Regions from separate parts of the Homo sapiens genome. Here region 2 is linked to region 1. A link is a loop called in an ENCODE intact Hi-C map of the cell type or tissue named here. Cell type or tissue: CD14-positive monocyte. All regions are shown on one strand. Each heading gives the region's core, and the rest is flanking DNA. Links, peaks and the distances in the headings are about the cores only. Region 1 has its middle 58 kb from the start of TMEM100. Region 2 overlaps LOC102724732 (a long non-coding RNA gene).

Evidence for each region. A loop is a pair of places that touch in the nucleus more often than their neighbours do. Peaks named below come from ENCODE experiments on the same cell type or tissue, not always from the same donor. Only the 100,000 strongest peaks of a DNase experiment are listed, where the experiment ranks them.
Region 2: a loop joins it to region 1, with 2.0 times the contacts of the local background. A loop is called at or near these places in 1 of 110 quality-filtered maps.

What each region holds. Positions count from the first base shown.
Region 1 is chr17:55,662,292-55,666,698 of GRCh38, reverse strand. No RefSeq gene overlaps it. Among named protein-coding and RNA genes, the nearest start is that of TMEM100, 58 kb to the left of the region's middle. In CD14-positive monocyte, for the core only: no CTCF peak of the experiment used is centred there; a DNase peak (open chromatin) is centred at 2,238; H3K4me3 peaks cover 1,451 bases; H3K27ac peaks cover 2,247 bases.
Region 2 is chr17:55,583,543-55,587,949 of GRCh38, reverse strand. LOC102724732 (a long non-coding RNA gene) reads left to right here. Exons shown (of 3, transcript XR_429997.4): 2 at 3,427-3,530. Among named protein-coding and RNA genes, the nearest start is that of SMIM36, 74 kb to the right of the region's middle. In CD14-positive monocyte, for the core only: a CTCF peak has its summit at 2,082 (motif pointing right); a DNase peak (open chromatin) is centred at 3,719; H3K4me3 peaks cover 1,352 bases; H3K27ac peaks cover 1,325 bases.

The sequences.
Region 1 (4,407 bases), core at 116-4,115:
CAGTGAATCACCTGTTTCCTGGGTGGTCTCATGCAAGTCACTTAACCTGGATAGGTCTGAAAAAGAGACTAGAATGTGTGCATAGGGTTGGTCACCTGGCTACATCGTACCTAGGTTGTGTGGCAGTGTGGAGAGAAAGGAGTCCAACTTTCCCTGGAGAAACTTCTCTCAGAAACAGGTTTGCTCCAGCAATGTGTTTTATCACCCCAGGCATATGTTACAATGTTGGGATTTCCATCTGGATGATAACCATGTTGTGTGCAAAGGATTATGATCTGCTAGCTGTGGAGCAATTGGTGGTGTCTGTTCTAGACTCAGGCAGAATGCAAGCTCTTTGGTCTCCACATCATTTTCTTTTCTACCTCTCTCTAGATGCCAATGATGGACCAGTTTCTGGATGGATAGAGTTTGTTTCTTCAAATTCTTCTGTTCCCTTTGCGTGGTGTTTCTGGGTGTCCTGTGATGCTGATATTTCAATGATAGGCAAGTATGTATGTTCTTTGACACAACTTGAAAGTATCCGGGTCAAGAGATCTGGTCTCACTCACACATGGAGGCTTAATGAGATCCTGATGCTTAGATAAGCCAAAGCGCAGGCCCCTGGATTCCTTCTGGAAGGCCATGAATGCAACTGCCAAAGGGTCAAGCCCCTTTACCATCCTTTATCTATATACATGGAACATCTAGATTAAGAGCCATCAGAAGGCAGGCAGAATGACACACTCTTCGCTGATCTGGCAGCACCCACATACAGGTAGATACTTAATAAGAATCCTTGATAAAGGTCACATTTTCTTTCCAAAATCTCATTTCTCAAGTTCAATCAAGCCTATGGCCAGTTAGCTCAGTTAAGCCAAAAACAGGCCTAGTGGATATAGCCAGAAGAGGCTCAGTTATATCCTTATGAGGTACGGTACATAGAGTGGTTAGCTGTAGGGTTGCTCTTATTTCTGGGTCCTTGGGCTGATTAGGATCTCCAATGAGTTGGACCATATATAGTGGCAAAGAGAAGCCTGCAAAGGACATATGTAAACATTTCCGGGAAATAGTTCCTTCAAACCAACAACAACAACTACAACAACAACGATCTGGTTGAAACACTTCTTACCTGCAGAAAAATGGCATAGCATTGTTTCCTTTCTCTACATATTTTTTATGTTTCTTAGGGTTCAGCGTCTATTGTTTTGCTAAGTTTTCTAATGTGACGATTTCCATTAGATTTACACTACAAACATAATGCAAGCTGGGATTTTCAGATCAATTCCTTCACTCTGTTGTAATGTCAAAAGTTGAACACCCCTTGTGTCCCCGAATCTCTCTACATTTCCCACTTTCCTTACTGGATTCTGGGCTCTTGAAAGCATCAATTCTGTCTCTGTCTTTGCACTCCTGGCATCTGCTATCGTGGCTGGACCATACTCGGTTTTTAATAAGTGTTTCTTGAGAGAGTGAAGTACCAGACACCTAATGAGATCCTGATAAAAGGAGACCAAAAGAAATGAATCATCAACCATCCATTTATTCAACACATTTCTAGTGGAGGATATAGCAATTTTTAAAATCCCTGCCTTAAGACACCTTGCATTCATGATATTTTGTTGTATATAACCAGGGGTTGGGGGGTGGATGAGAGACAGGCTTTTTGCTGTATATGTATGATGCAGACATTATTTTTCCTCCACTCAAGGAAAAGTTGAAGACCTCTTTGGAGGTAGAGGAGGAACAATAAAAGGAGTATTAGCAAAGAAACCCCAAACTATTGTGGGGGAATTTGGGTTAAAATTATGCCTTTCTTCCCATCCTAAAGAGCAAGTAATGTTGTAGAATCGTTTATAGGAGAAAAACATGAGCTTTGGTTTCTGTATTTAGACAGCTTCATTCTTACCCAGACCATTTCCCCTTGTTTCCTCAGGCCTCAGTTTCTATGCTTGAAAATCGGGGAAAATAACTTCTCAGACATTTTGCAGGATAGATGTGAGATTGAGGAAGGAGAGCAAAGAATGTAAGCCCTTCATTAGATTTTAGGACATAGAATAATAGATAACTCTTCCCTGAGCTCTACCTGTAAATAGCCACTGTTCTAAGTCCTTTAAGCATTAGACTTCACTGTGAAATCAGCAATATTACTAACTGAGGAAAACGGAGTCTAAGGAGATAAATAATTTGCTCAAAGTCACCCGGCTAGGAAATAAGAGGTTCAGGGCAGAATGAGGAAGTAGGCAGCCTGGCTCTACAGACACTGGCCTCAGTGCTAGGTTGTACTTCCTCCAGGGAGAGCATGTGTACCCTGTCTTCTATGCTTCACCGATTGCTGAATATGGTAGAAGGACAAGATCTTTTCAAGGCTGATCCTCAATAGACTTTCTCATCTTCTTCACATTTTAGAGCATGCTCATCTGCCATGAAATAAAGTCTGGATGGAAAGACTGGGAGCCTGAGAAGCAGCCTCTGTAACAGTTTCATTTGTCTGCCTGGGAATGTAATGGCTTGGGGGTCCTTCTACCTCTTGGACTGAAGAGCAACTGACCTCGCTCCTTCCTGTCAATGATGGCATTCAACTCCAAGATCCAGAAATCAGTGCTTATGTCCCAAACACAAAAACCTGTATTATAAGGAGCTCACTGGTGCTTGCATCTGCACTTAATTGTAGAAAAAAATATAGAGGCCGACCTGTCCACTCACATACATAGCATGACATACAATGGCCATACAGGTGCAGAAACTTCCCAAAAGACATTGGTACACCTCTCTACATTGATTAGTGACAGAGATAAAGGCAGAGACAGAGACAGAGACAAGATGGAGAAGGAGATGGAGATGGACATAGACTAATACATAATGGGGTAAATGTCCCATTTGCCTTTAAAGATCAAGGACAAGGATATTTATTTAGTCATAGTTCTGGAAGGTAGAGGATAAAAGCCAAATTGTTGAAAACCTGGGCTCCTTCTGACATACTCTTTTGATTCCATGTCTTGGAATGCACTCTTGGCTTTTTTAACAACCCCTCAAATTGCTTCTCTTTCTTGATGCACCCACACTGCTAGTGTGTCAACAAAAGATTACAAATTCCTCCTCAAGAGAGCATCAGGGTCAGGCTCAGGCAATAAGGAACCACTTAGACCCAGATGACTAAGGCAAAAATTAGGCACACACAAAGGCAGTATAAAATCCTTAAGGTAAAAGTAAAAAATAAGATAGCCAGAACAGTCCTACTTGAGACTGTTGGAAATGATGTAACACATCATGAGTCCTTTCTTGCTGACCTTGATTCTTTTGGTATTATTATTATCAATACCCGGATTGATGTCATGTTCAACTGTCAATGAGTTAGCTGCAAAATAATTGGCATGCATCAGACTGGGGGATACTTCAGTGTTCCTGAGATGAATTGAGAGAGTGAACAGGAAATAATCTTTGAAGACCAGGAAAAAGCATCAAAGATAGGTAAGCCTGGAATGTCCTTAGGAAGGGGCCTTCCTAATCCTTCTGCCTTAAGAAGAATATCACATTGACACTCGGGCCTGGGAGGAAACTGAGGCCACATGAGGGAGAGGTGAGAGAGGAAAGAACTGCTATTTTTTTAATGTTATCTTCCTCTGAAGCGCTTATACATACATTGATTCAAGTTTGATTTTCACAAGCACCTGAGGTAGGTACTACCTCCATTTTTACAGATGGGAAAGTAGGCAAAATATAGGTAAAATCCATTATCTGAGATTACGCATTTGGTAACTGCTGTACCTGGAACCCAGACACCTCAATCCCATCCTTCTTTACTTATCCAAAGTCTCCCTCCCTAATGGAAAACTGGGGACCTGCCTAGGCTGAGAGTTTCTTAGAGAGGAAGCCACCTTGTGGGAGTTCTTTACTTGAAGTCGTACATGACACTCAGGTCAAGTAGACAGAAACAGCAGAGAATAAAGGTGGAAACAAAGATCAGATATGGGCGCCACAGCCAGTCTCTAGACCTGAGAAGGGTCAGGCACAGAGACAGAAACCAGAGTAAACACAGGGGCTGGAGAAGCAAACTGAGGAGTATGGGGACCATGGGTGAAGGGAAGGAAGGAGGGTGTTCTTGGGTGGATTTTTGGGAAGATGCTTTGGCCAAAGTGGGCTTTCATATGACCCTCAGCATTATGTGAGGCAAGGTCATCCGTGTTTAAAATTCCAGAGTTTGGTTCTTCTTGTTTGTTTTTGATAATTTACTCATTTCATTGAATTCCCACCCTTTTCAGGGTCACGCAAAGATATAAGTTCTCAGGGGTGAGGTTCCAAGGGACTTTATCACTACCCTAGCAGCTTGCCTAATAGTATGCAGGATCAGATATCGAGCAGTAACTATTCAGCTATAGATACCAGCTTCCTGTGTTTGGAAAAGGTAAGGAAATTGTTCATTCATTCTAC
Region 2 (4,407 bases), core at 284-4,283, 79 kb after region 1:
CCCATTATACGAGCTTCCAGAGGGGACACCAAACAGTCCAGAGATACTCCAACTCACAAGTCCAGTTCCAAAACTCAGGAACTTGGACTTTTGTTTTTGCTGCAGGGCTGGATTCAGAGAGCACACAATGCCCAGTGTTGAAAGCCCCTTTTTGGAAGGAAGAACAGTTGCACATCTGGGAAAGGTTAGGGTCAAACATATAAATGAGGGGAGCGGAGCACATTACTCTGAGACACTCCGTCTGTGACGTCAATCACTGCTGGGTTTGGACAGAGGCTCTCTCTTGTGCAGCAGTCAGGGACCCATTAACTTTGCCCAGTGCCTGAGTGTTTATGTGGAAAATGTGAGGCCAGGAAGTCTCTCCTAATTATGATTTGGAGGTTGTCAAGCAGCTATTCTTTAGTAATTGGTTTCTGTCTTTTCTACCTTCCCAGCACCACTCAGTTTCTATTTTCTCTTTTGTTCTAGCCCTATTTCTCTCTTTCTCCTTCTCATCTGCTCTTAAAAAAAAAAAAAATCCATTATAGACCTTGGTGATTGCCTCCACTCTTCTCCTCTCCATGGCTGCAGGCCCAGCTGGGAAGTGAATTTTCAGAGCACATAGTCACATATAACATAGTGAGTGTCTGATTATCGATTACTTTCTTTTTCAAACTTCTGGGAGCAAGCCATACTCTACACAGGCACCAGCATGGCCACTCTCCACTGCCAAGTCATAAAGAGACAGGAAATTGGGCCAGCACCATCTCTTACCCTCTCTGGTATCAACCAAATCTAAAGAAAAGGATGGCAGATGCCAAAATCTGTATGTAGGAAAGTGTTCTCAGCCCGTATTTTTCCTCCCTATTCTTACCTCTATCCTATCCCAACACACCCAAGGCCATTATCACATACTCAGATAATAACTTGGAGAACTAAAAACCTGCATCTTGTCACTACCATTATTCTATGTTCTTCTGGGCCAGTGTGAGACACCCCAGTGCTCCACTGCCAACTCCAAGGGAAAAAATTGTTAACATCCCCTTATAACAAGTGATCATCTATATACAGATGACCCACTTTAAGAATGACTGACGATTGACAGTGCAGTTTAAGTTCAAGTCTACCTTTATGTTTGCTCAGCTACTTTCCCCACCACCCATTGATCAGCCTCCTCCTCACTAAGTGCTGCTGGGAAGCCTGAGAAAGGCAGAGAAGAGTAAAAACACTTGGAAAACACAAACAAAATTTAATGATAAAAATTTAATGATGCCAGCATCAACCAAGCAAGAACTGAAAGGCAAATAAGAAAGAGAGAGAGAGAGAAATATGTATATATTATTATTCATATTTCTATATATATACAATATACATTCATATATACAATATACATATATAGTATGTATATATACACATACATATACACACATGTATATATACACATACATATACACACACTATATATGTATATATACACACAATATATATGTATATTTATATATATGCACACACACTATATATCAGAGAGAGTGAGAGGTCTATACAGATACCAATATGGTTTGGCTGTATCCCACCCAAATCTCATACTGAATTATAATCCCCGTAATCCCCACATGTCAAAGGAGGGGCCTGGTGGGAGGTGATTGGATAATGGGAGCAGTTTCCCCCATGCTGTTCGCATGATAGTGAGTGAGTTCTCATGAGATCTGATGGTTTTATAAGGCAGTTTTCCCTGCTCTGGCTGGCTCTTCTCTCCTGCTGCCATGTGAAAAAGGTCCTTACTTCCCCTTCACCTTCCACCATGATTGTAAGTTTCCTGAGGCCTTCCCAGCCATGTGGAACTGAGTCAATTAAACCTATTTCCTTTATAAACTACCCAGTTTCAGGTAGTATCTTTACAGAAGTATGAAAACAGACTAATGCAGATATTTATTACCTAATTTTTAATTTATATTTTATTGATGTAAATGTTACATTTGATAATGTACACGTATCTTCAATAAACACCTTGGTAAATTTCCGTGCATGTGCACACACATGTGTATGTGTGTATGAATTAAACAAAGCTGTTTATCTATCTGTCTATCTAACTATAAAGCTTCCTTCATAACCTGCTCAATCAATACCCACCACTGGAGGGAACCACTATGCTGACTTCTGTCATCATGGATTAGTTTTGTCTGTCTTTGTCATCATATACATTGAATCATACAGTATGTACTCTTTTTGCCATCTGGCATCTTTTGGCCAATATAATATTTGTGAGATTTCCTCTTTGTTACATTTAACAAGATCTCTTTCATTGCTGTGTAGTATTCCATTATATGAATATACCACAATTTATCCATTCCACTGTTCAATCACTTAATTTTGAAAATATTATTAGTTCTTTAGGACAACCTGGCCTACTCATCTCCTTCAGTCAGGTACTAACTACACTACAGTAGACTCTACACCAGTGGTTTACAACCTCAGTTGTATGTTGGCATCATTTGAATACATTTTTACATTACTGTGGCTTTTAACTGTAGCTAGATGCTCATGGGGATCACGGAAACCTCTGTGAGAAGACATATCTCCCAAGAATTCCTATAATAATTCAAAGATTTATTTATTTTGATTTGGATTAGAGAATTTAAAATGTAATTATTTTATTTACATTTTATATAAATATATTTTATAGAAAATGTATTTATTTTATTTGTAATTAATTTATTGAATTATTCTGTGCTTATGTAGCATGATGTGGAGATGATGATGATGATGATGACATACATTACATGTTCATGCTTCCTGTACACCAGGCACTGTGCTAAGCACCATACACTTGCACTCTCTAGGTGGCTCACTATTGAAATCCCAGTACCTTGCACTATGGCTGGCACATAGCAGGTGTTCAAAATTTACTACGTAAGCAAATTTAAGTTGATCTCCACAACAACCTTTTGAAATGAGTTTCATTCTCTCTATTTTAAGAAGAAGAAAATTAAATGTCAGAAATTTAAAAACTTACCTGAAGTTACTGAGCACAAACATGGGGAAAAGTAGGAATCAAATCCAGGTTTTCACCATTCTACTAGTGTATCCTTGCATAAGGCCTAAAGATATGGCCTTTCTGGTAAGGTAGGAATAGGAGGAGAGCAGTGTTGATCCCAGATCAGAATTTGGATGACCTGGGTGGAATCTGAAAGAAATTTAGATACGAGGAAAAAGTGGGGTGCTTGTTTTCAATAACAATTGACTATGGGCAAGGCACCTTGCTCACTGGAGTGGGAAGGGTGAGGATATCTATTAATTTTCAACAACCTCTATAAGTTTGTTTTATTATCTCCACTTTATAGGTGAGGAAACTAAGGCTTCAGGACATTAAATATTATACAATACAAGGCCATGAGTTCACAAAAGTTGTGTAAGCACAGTTCTGAACTAGGTCTATCACATTTCCAGGTCCATGCTCTTTCTACTGCATCCTGCTGACAAGAAGGGAAAGTGTGGGAACTGATGGAGGTTCAGCAGGCTCTGTTGTCAGCCCAACAAAAGCACCAAAGAAGGTAGGAGGAAAATAGAAATTGAAATAATACATAAAGTTACAGCTTTTGTTTACTGAACACTTATGATATGCTAGAGAATGTACTAGGATTTTTCATGCGTTATCTAATTAATCTTCACAACAATCTCTGAGGAAGGAAGTATTTTTATTCCCGCATTATAGATGAGTCACTGAGAGTTAGAGAGGTCAAATCACTTACACAATCACTGTTACTAAACAGCCAAGCCAAGATTAGAAGTCAACCATTTGGCACCCAATTGCACACTCTTAACCCCTATGCTACCTGGACTCTTGAGGCAGAGATTGGGTAGAAGCAAAGCACCTACCCATGTGGGTAGAAGCAAAGCACCAGGAGAAGTTCCAGGAAGCTGTGGTATACCAGATCTAAGAGAACTCTAGGTCCAAGGCCAATCCATGGCATGGAGGTTAAATCTGTAGACCTGTGGTCATGACCTAAAGGTGATAGGTGAACCTAGGGACCAAACAGTGTATTTCCAGGGATCAAGATGGTTGAAAATGAAATATAAACAGTATGAATACGTTTTCAAGAATAGATAATGACCTTAAAAGTTGCAATTAGGTGAGGTTCCAGCTCCCTGGTTCTCCCAAACAAAAGAAAATCAGGAATAAGTTAAAGAATGTTTTAAGCCTAAACCAATATATTGATTGTTGTGAGATGCTGAACTGAGGACACTCCTTTAGGCCACCTAATAGAAGTGGTGAGATATCCTTGTGTTCATCACCTGTGCTTCTCAGACTTAACAATTTGCACTTAAAAATGTCAGCCTTACCTCAGCTCGACTATCTACTAAGACATGTGTATTTGTAATAGGCAACCTTAAATAGCTACATTCCAGACACTTCGTGGGGTTTATAAT